2 separate regions of the Homo sapiens genome follow, and region 1 is linked to region 2. Evidence: read pairs that join two places in POLR2A ChIA-PET (ENCODE). Cell type or tissue: PC-9. All regions are shown on one strand.

What was found. ChIA-PET counts read pairs that join two places held together with the same protein. Peaks named below come from ENCODE experiments on the same cell type or tissue, not always from the same donor. Only the 100,000 strongest peaks of a DNase experiment are listed, where the experiment ranks them.
Region 1: POLR2A ChIA-PET joins it to region 2 with 15 read pairs; 4 of 35 experiments call an interaction of 5 or more read pairs at or near these places.

Annotation. Positions count from the first base shown.
Region 1 is chr2:231,864,691-231,869,690 of GRCh38, forward strand. No RefSeq gene overlaps it. Among named protein-coding and RNA genes, the nearest start is that of MIR1471, 25 kb to the right of the region's middle. In PC-9, no CTCF peak of the experiment used is centred here; no DNase peak of the experiment used is centred here.
Region 2 is chr2:232,383,559-232,388,558 of GRCh38, forward strand. It overlaps the pseudogene ECEL1P2. Among named protein-coding and RNA genes, the nearest start is that of ALPP, 7.3 kb to the left of the region's middle. In PC-9, CTCF peaks have their summits at 2,466 and 2,668; a DNase peak (open chromatin) is centred at 2,353; H3K4me3 peaks cover 542 bases; H3K27ac peaks cover 3,003 bases.

The sequences.
Region 1 (5,000 bases), 520 kb before region 2:
AAGCCCAGTAGAGAATGATGGTTCCTGTGCCATCATGTATCTCAAGATGTTCCAAGCTCCTTTTGTATGTTTTCTCATGCAGCCCTGTCAGTCGGAAAGGATATTTCATGACCACATGTGGACTCCAGGGATGCTCACTGTTACTGGGTTTGTCATTGTTTCGAGGCCAGAAATAACAGACGTAGAATGATAGACAAAATACCTCATGAGTTCATCATACTGTTCTTTTCTTCTTTTTTTTTGAGACAGAGTCTCACTTTGTCACCCAGGCTGAAGTGCAGTGGCGTGATCTCGGCTCACTGTAGCCTCTGCCTCCCAGATTCAAGTGATTCTCCTCCCAAGTAGCTGGAATTATAGGCGTGCACCACCATGCCTGGCTAATTTTTGTATTTTTTTAGTACAGATGGGATTTCACCATGTTGGCCAGGCTGGTCTCGAACTCCTGACCTCAGGTGATCCACCTGCCTCGGCCTCCCAAAGTGCTGGGATTACAGGCGTGAGCCACCATGCCTGGCAGTAATTCTTTATATTGAACATTCCTTTTTCAAATTATTTTGTGGTTTCTCTCTCCTGAATGTTTCCTGAGTAATGCAATGTGGTATCAAACATTTTTTTCTTTCTCCTTTTCTTTTAATTTCAGGAGAGTTTCCTTAAATTATAGCTTTTAGTATTTATTTTTCCTGTTCTCTTGCTTTGATTGTCATTTTCAGGGACTCCTGTTATCTGTGTGTTGGATTTTCTTTGACATTTCCAGTATTTGTCATTTTTTTTCTTGAATTCCTTATGTGTGTTCATTTCTTTTTTATTTAAAAAATTTCTCCCTTTTCACATTCTGTTTCTCATGAAGCATCATTCGAATCACTCATGTGTCTTCTAATTTAATCTTTATATGTGAAATCATTTTTCATTTTATTTCAAAATCTGTCCCAGCTGCCATAATCTCATTTCTTGGTCTTTCCAGTTCTGATACTTTTAAGGTATTTTTTCTTTATTTGAAATCATTAGTATAGTTTTGCTCATTGTATGGATGTTATTCTGCTCTATATTTTCTTTTATTGTCACAGACACTTTGGATGCGATTTCACGTTGGTACTTTGTATTCCCCATTTTTTATACAAAATTCATTTTCTTGAACTTTCAGAATGAAGTGGGTTGAGAAAGCTTTCCCAACATCACAGTTCTTCTCCATATACATAGTGTTAAAAACACAAGGCACACTCTTAGAACTACTAAACATGCTCAGCAAGGTTATAGGATACAAAGTTGCAGGATCAATATACAAAATCAGTTGTATTTCTATACACCTGTGATCTGAAATCTGAAAATGAAATTATGCAAGTGATTTCATTTATAGCAAGAAAAAATAAAATGCTGAGACCAGCCTGGCCAACATGGTGAAACCCTGTCTCTACTAAAAATACAAAAATTAGCTGGGAGTGGTCGTCGGTGCCTGTAATCCCAGCTACTCGGGAGGCTGAGGCAGGAGAATCGCTTGAACCTGGGAGACAAAGGTTGCAGTGAGCCAAGATCGTGTCACTGCACTCCAGCCTGGGTGACAGAGTGAGACTCCATCTCAAAAAAATAAAAAAATAAAAAATAAAAAGCCTAGGAATAAATTTAAAAACAGAAGTGTAAAATGTATGCTCTTAAAACTACAAAATATTGTGGACATTTAAAAGATTTAAATAAATGGAAAGACACCTTATGTTGATAGATCAAAATACCTAAATATTGTTAAAACGGAAAGACTCCCCAAACTGATCTACAGATTCAGTGCAATCTCCGTCAGAATTCTGCCTGGGTTCTTTGCAGAAATGGACAAGCTGCCCCTAAAATGCATGTGGAAACTCAAGGTCTCCAGAGTTACCAATAGCAATCAAACAAGCAAACAGCCAAAACAATCCTGAAAAAGAAGACAGTTGGAGGACTCACACTTCCTGATTTCAAAACTTACTAAAAAGCAACAGTAAGCAAAATTGCGGTAGTGGCATAAGGTTGGACATAAAGATCAGTGGAATAGAACAGAAGATCCCAGAAATCAACCCTCACATTGACAGTTCATTGATTTTTGATAAGGGTTCCAAAACAGTGAGGGAAAGAATTGTTTTTTTTTTTTCAACAGATGGCTCTGGGACAACTGGATATCTACATGCAAAATATAATCATAATAATAAAGTTGTATACCTACCTCATACGTCTACAAAAATTAGCTCAAAGAGCTAACTGTAAGAGCTATCATAGACTGAAATGTAAGCTAAAACAAATTTTTTTTTTTTTTTTGAGACGGCATCTCACTCTGTCACCCAGGCTGGAGTGCAATGGTGCCATCTTGACTCACTGCAACCTCTGCCTCCCGGGTTCAAGTGATTCTCCTGCCTCAGCCTCCTGAGTAGCTGGGATTACAGGTGCCCACCACGATGCCCAGCTAATTTTTGTATTTTTAGTAGAGACGGAGTTTCACCATGTTGGCCAGGCCAGTCTCGAACTCCTGACCTAGGTGATCCACCCACCTCGGCCTCCCAAAGTGCTGGGATCACAGGCGTGAACCACCACACCTGGCCTAAAACAAATTCTTAGGAAAAAAAAAACCATAGAGGTAAATCTTTGCCACCTTGGATTTGGGAGTGGCTTCTTAGGTATGATACCAAAAGCACAAGCAACCAAAGAAAAAATAGGTAAATTGGACTTTATCAAATTAAAAGCATTCATGATACCAACAAGAGAGGCAAAGACAACCCACTGATGGGAGAAAATATTTGAAAATTATATATCTGATAAGGGACTGGAATCTAGAATATTAAAGAACTCTTTAAATTCAGTAATAAAAAGACAACCCAATTAAAGAATGGGCAAAGGAGTTGTGAAGTTAGAAGCCGAATTCTGTTTTTGATAAAAAGTTATTCTACATGCTAGATAGCAAAGTAGAAAGGACTGTGTTTATTTTTGCCTTGGAATTGCAATTAAAGATCAGTCAAGGAACAAGATACCCAGAAATGATTAAGAAATTCAAGAATATAATAATGGAAGCGTTCTTTCTGGTTTCATTTTTTTTCCTCCTGATGAGAAAGTGGCCAGAAATTAGGCAAATGACTCTTCAAGATTTTTTCCCCAAGGTTTAATCATTACAGTAGTTATTCTCAAAATGCTGTCTGAGAGCCACCCACGTGACAATCACTTTAGGGGACTTTATTTTTGAAGTCCAGCAGTATTGAATCAGAATTTGAGGAGGCGTTGCCCTAACGTCCGAATTTTTAGCTAGTATCAAACTGATCCATAGATATAATAGATTTTTAAGAACTTCGACCATAAGCAAAAGATTGGATCATTCTGTTTTTCTCTTTTCATTTCGTTATTCTTTTCATTGAGATGAGGTCGCACTCTGTCACCCAAGCTGGAGTGCAGTGGTGCAGACCTCGGCTCACTGCAACCTCTGCCTCCTGAGTTCAAGCGATTCTCCTTCCTCAACCTCCCGAGTTCTCTTTTCATTTCTTTTTGTCATTTTCTTTTCTTTGTTTTCCTCAGCATCTACAATTGTGTCCTTTGGGTGGTGTTGGGCTCTCAATTTCAAGAAATTGCCAAGGCACTGATCCCATAATACATGTGGACAAAATCACTAGAATCTTAATATAGTTCGTTCACCTGATTTTAATTTTATAAAACAGAGAAGATCAAAAAAAAAAAAAAAAAGGAAAATTTACTTCTGAACGATTGAGTATTACAAGTCTCTATTATGCTGTCATGATCTTTTATTTATTCAAATTTTGGCCAGGCGCAGTGGCTCACGCCTGTAATCCCAGCCCTTTGGGAGGTGGAGACCGGTGGATCACTTAAGGTCAGGAGTTCGAGACCAGCCTGGCCAACACGGTGAAACCCCATCTCTACTAAAATACAAAAATGCTGGGCATAGTGGCAGACGCCTGTAATTCCAGCTACTAGGGAGGCTGAGGCAGGAGAATTGCTAGAACCCAGGAGGCAGAGGTTGCAGTGAGCTGAGATGGAGCCACTGCACTCTAGCCTGGGCGATGAGAGCGAGACTACGTCACAAACAAACAAACAAACAAGCTTTCCCTTAGGGGTGTACTGTTTGGATAAATAATACATCTGAGCAGTTCACATTATAATTAACTAACTCATTTGTTACTATGTCCTGTGACTCTTTAAGATTAAATATGAACAGCACTGAAGATTTTGAATAGGGTAAGAACAGATTGCTGTCCTCATTAGAGATAAAACTTAAAATTTTTCTAAAACATTATCGTCGATGTTCAGTGTTCTTTTTCTATTTTGAAATTCACAATATTGGGACTGGTATTTCTTCTATTGATTGAAGCTGGTTTTCCCCAGGAAACACATAAAGTATTCCTTATATATCTTCCCACTTACTCCTTTGAAATGAATAATATAATATGTAGTCTCTACACTGTTACAAATTGGAAATCCAAACATAGTAAGAACAAGTGGGCCGGGCACAGTGGCTCATGCCTGTAATCTCAACACTTTGGGAGGCCGAGGCGGGTGGATCACCTGAAGGTCAGGAGTTCGACACCAGCCTGGCCAACATGGTAAAACTCTGTCTCTACTAAAAATATTTTTTAAAAAATAAGCGGGGTGTGGTGGCAGGCACCTGTAATCCCAGCTACTCCAGAGGCTGAGGCAGGAGAATCGCTTGAAACCAGGAGGTGGAGGTTGCAGTGAGCCAAGATCATGCCATTGCACTCCAGCCTGGGCAACAAGAGCAAAACTTTATCTCAAAAAAAGAAAAGAAAAGAAAAGAAAAGAAAAGTGATTTACTCTGAGTCTTAACCTAATAATCAGTAGAAATAGGATAAAAACCATGTAACCCTAGGCTTTTTCATTTTTCCTTGAGTGTGGGTTTGACCAATTTTTTTTTTGAAAATTTCTTTTTTCATTCTACACTTAAATGTATGTGTGTTTAATTTGTATTTATCCTTCTCCCTGTCCCTTCCTTTCCCCCTTTCCATCACAGAACATCAGTAGAC
Region 2 (5,000 bases):
CCAGGGGTCAACAAGTGTGCACCACCATGCCTGGCTAGTTTTTGTATTTTTAGTAGAGACGGGGTTTCACCATATTGGCCAGGCAGGTCTCCAACTCCTGACCTCAGGTGATCCACCCGCCTTGGCCTCCCAAAGTTTGGGATTACAGGTGTGAGCCACGTGTCTGGCCGAAAAGAATTAAAGGTGAAATCAGCCACATTTTCCAGCAAAGTTTACACTATTACAAAAAATACAAAAATTAGCCAAGCCTCGTGGCCCATGCCTGTGGTCCCAGCTACTCAGGAGGCTGTGGTGGGAGGATCACCTGAAGTGAGGAGTTTGAGACCAGCCCAGCCAACATGGTGAAACTAAAACTGGTCTAAACTAAAACACGGTCTCTACTAAAACTACAAAAATTAGCCGGGCGTGGTGGTCGGCACCTGTAATCCCAGCTACTTGGGAGGCTGAGGCAGGAGAATTGATTGAACCTGGGAGGTTGCAGTGAATTGAGATCATACCACTGCACTCCAGCCTGTGCGACAGAGCCACTCTGTCTTAAGAAAAAAAAAAAAGCAAGCATTTTGTGCTCACTAGAAATATTAGCATGATTGAATGCTTCCTTGCATATGAAAATTATTTTAACATTGTAAAACATCTATTTGGCAGGCATGGCGGCTCAACACCTGCAATCACAGCACTTTGGCAGGAAGAGCGGGTAGGATCGCTTGAGTTCAGGAGTTTGAGAATAGCCTGGGCAACATAGTGAGATCCCGTCTCTGCAAAAACAACAACTGAGTCCAGGGAGGTCGAGGCTGCAGTGAAAGAAGATTGCTCCACTGCACTCTAGCCTGGGCAACAGAGCAAGACCCTGTCTGGAAAAATATATACATGTATTTGAGGACCTGGCTCTCTCAGGACAGTTTTTTTTCTTTTCTAATTCTAGGTTTTAGTGGCTGTCATAAAAATATGGGAGGTGAACAGAAGGTAGACACCATTAGCTGGCCTTACTAAATCATCATACTCATTGTTACATTCCATCCACCAAATATGCAAAGGTTTTGGTAAAATCCAGCTAGTGTATTTCTATCTTCCCAGTTGTCAGTGGGTTAGAAAGTTCCTCTTTCTAACCAATGTGGAGGTGCTGCATGTTTAGGTTTTACATGAGTGCTCACACCCAAGGACTTCTATATTTTAAAAGTGAAGACATTTTAAAAACAGATTATTCTGGCCAGGAGTTGTGGCTCATGCTTGTAATCCCAGCCTTTTGGGAGGCCGAGACAGGCAGATCACTTGAGGTCAGAAGTTTGAGACCAGCCTGGCCATCATGGTGAAATCCTGTCTCTACTAAAAATACAAAAATTAGCCAGGTGTGGTGGCAGGCACTCGTAATCCTAGCTACTCAGGAGGCTGAGACAAGAGAATCGCTTGAATCCGGGAGGCAGAGGTTGCAGTGAGCCGAGATCGCACCATTGCACTCCAGCCTGGGTGACGAGAGTGAAACTCCATCCCAAGAAGAAGAAGAAGAAGGAAGAAGAAGAAGGAAGAAGAAGAAGAAGAAGAAGAAGAAGAAGAAGAAGAAGGAGGAGGAGGAGGAGGAGGAGGAGGAGGAGGAGGAGGAGGAGGAGGAGGAAAAGAAGAAGAGGAGGAGGAAGAGGAAGAGGAGGAGGAAGAAGAGGAAGAAGAAGAAGAGGAGGAAGAGGAAGAGGAAGAAGAGGAAGAAGAAGAAGAAGAAAAAGAAGAAGAAGAAGAGGAAAAAGATTATTCTGAAATTAGGTCATTCTGTTCTCAAGCTTCCTTTTCCTGTGTAGGTATGAGTGTTTATGAGTCTAATACATTGTTTACCCCAAAATCAAGTGTCAAATAAATATTTTCAAACTTCTGCTCAAAAATTTGCTCTTTCCTTAGCAAGAGTTTTGTTTTGTTTGAGACAGAGTTTCGCTCTTATTGCCCAGGCTGGAGTGCAATGGCGCGATCTCGGCTCACTGCAACATCTGCCTCCCGGGTTCAAGCAATTCTCCTGCCTCAGCCTCCTGAGTAGCTGCGATTACAGGCACCCGCCACCACGCCCAGCTAAGTTTTGGTATTTTTAGTACCCAAAGTTGATGAGTCGACCTGCTCCACGCGTAATTTCAAGGTGGTCACGTTGGGGTCACCCCTTGCAGCTTGTAGCTGCTGTGAACGCCAGAGAATGAAGTACTCAGACAATTCCAGCTGAGTGGGGCAGGCGGCAACTCCTCTGAGAGAGTGCCGCCCCAAAATCCATCCGCCAAGTATTTATTAGAAGGCTTGTTAAACCACAAACATCCACCAGATGGGTTTTTGCCGTGGGGTCATGAGGCACATACGGCCTTGTAAAAGCACTCAGACCACATTCCTAGGAGGCTGTTTTCAGCGCTCCTTATCACACATTCCACTCCTTGTCCTGTTTTCAGTGTCAAGGAGTTACATTCTCACGCACAAACAACGTACACACAGTGCCTCAGTATTTTTCCATGCCTCGAGCTCAAATGCCTTGTACATAAGTTTGAATATATCGTCGTGCACCCCCCACATCTCCCCCTTCTTTAATTCTTAGAGCTTGCTGGTTATCCAACGCAAAATAAGCTTCTATCCTTCTTCCCTGGTCATAGATGCTTCGGGTGGCAGCACAGAGCCATTTACAGAAGCCTAGCAATCAGATACAAAAAAGAATATAGCGGCCATCACCCTAGCAATCAGATACAAAAAAGAATATAGCGGCCATCACCCAAATGCGTATGTTTAACCCAGACAACCAAGTATTCGGGTTCAGTCATTGAAAGCCTTCTTGTAATTGCTGAAGGGTATTTGTTTGTAATTGCTGCGAGACCATTCTTCAAGTTGTTTCTTCAACTAGACCTCAAATGCTTTGTACATAAGCTTGAATATATTGCCGCGCACCCCACCCGCTCCCCACTGCCTGCCAGAGGGCTGGGAAATGGCTGCACCGCTGAACACCGCAGTTACCCCGGGGAAATTACTTATGACCTCCTCCCGCGCGCTGCCACTGTGCGCTCCCTCCCCTCCCCTGCTTTCCCTTCCTCTCCTCTCGCGCACCCTCCTCCCGCCCTCAGGGACCCCTGGGCAAGGCCACTGCGCCCCGGGTCTACGGCAGCTGGCGGGGCGCTCAACGCGCGCACTCACACGGACGACGTAGCGCAAAGAGTTCCTGTCGTCCAGGCTGACCATAAGCGAGAAGAGCGCGGCGGCGCTGTACACGCCCTGCACTTTTTTACAGCAGCCAGTTGAGGTCCCATCGCGCAGCAACCCCCCGGCGCTCCGCCGCGCCGCGCAGGTCCCAGCCCCCGCAGTCCTCGATGACCTCCAGCATGAGCAGCGGGTTCAGTCGTTCGATCTCGCGCATCTCGAGGCACAAGCGGAAGAAGGAGCGCACCTAGTGCTGGGCAGCGCCGCCGGGTCCACCCTTGGGCCGAGCCAGCAGGCGCCGCAGGCGCTCCTCGTTCTGCTAGCCGATGGCCGCGATGGTGCCGTAGGTGAGCTTGTCGTCGGGGATGGCATGGCGCCGCAGCCAGCCGCCGCAGGCGAACGAGTATAAGTCCTGGCATGGGTCGATGCTGGCGTCCAGGTTGGCGGCCAAGAAGCGAGCGGTGCACGCGAAGTCTTGCGCTCAGGACAGCCTTCAGGACAGGCTCCGCCGCCGGCCGCGACCGGGCCCAGGTACTTGAGCACCAGCATAGCCGCCAGGATGGAGCAGAGGCCGGCTGCAAACACCAGCCCGACAGCAGGTTCAACTTGCGCCGCTTCCAGAGCTGCAGCCCGGCCTGGGCCCGGTGGCCTGCGGGCAGAAAGTCCCCGCAAGCGCCCCCCGCGCCGCAGTGACTCACATACTTGACCTCCTGGAACTCATCGTAGTGCGCCATCAGCGAATACCAGGACTCCATGGCGCCGAGGCCGCCGGGGTGCAGCCCTGGGCCACCTGGGCTACGGGATGCGCGTGGCCGCCGGCCTCCTCGTGAGCCTCCGCGTGGCCCCTGGGGCCTCAGCTGCGGGAAGGACAGAGGCAGGCTAATGAGACGCCGCAGCCCGACGGGGTTCCGGGGCACCGCGAGGAGAGACACAGGCCTGGGTGCAGAGGCCCCAGCCGCGAGCCTCATTCACTGGGGAAACCAGGGACCAGGAGGGCTCGGCGGGGCCACCACCCCCGCGTGCACAGTGGAGTCTTCTCCCCTGTCCCCCTCCCTGCACACACGTGCGGGTCCCTGGGTTGGGAGGGCCCTGATGGGAAGGGGGAGGAGCCAGGCACGGGGCCTGGCACGTAGTGGGCCTTCATTGAAAGGCTGTCCCTCTTCCCTTCGCCTTTCTGGTCCAGGACCTGCCCCAGCCAAGGCCGGGCAGAATGGGGGTGGGGGGTGGAGAAGCGGAGGCTGGAGTGAGGAGGTGGGGTCAGGAGCGCGTCTATGCTGCACTTTCCGCTTTCCGCGCTGGACACAGACAGAGGCTCCACAAAGCGGCCAAAGAACCAAACTTTGTCCTTGCGGAAGTCCGCAGGATCTACCACTCAACCCCGATCGCTGGCTCCTTCTACTCGGTGGCCCGACAGCCCACCCGCTCCTTCCCCAGGGGCGAGCGCCAACGCCCCAGGGTCGTGGATACACAGCCCACCCCCTGGACGGCCCTGATGGAGACCGGCTCCGTCCCCCCACCCACCCCCATTCCCAGTCTGTGACCCCGACCCGAGCCACTCCCGGCTTCAATACGTTCTCCCCAGAACCCAAACTTGGGTGAAGTTTCACCTCCCGCGGGGCGCAAGGAGACGAAGCCGGGAGGCTCCGCGCAGCGGCCGCGATGGCGGCAACGGCTGCAGGGATTCGGCGCCATTTACCCCGCAGGTGCGCACTCGAGCAGGACCAGGACTAGCGGGCCCGCTCGAAACCAGAGCCTGAGCCTGAGCAGAACTGCGTGGGCAGCCGCTGTCTCCCAGCGCCCGCTGCCTTTTCTGCCGCCGAGCTGCCAGCCCGAGGGGTCCAGCCGTGTCCCAGGAC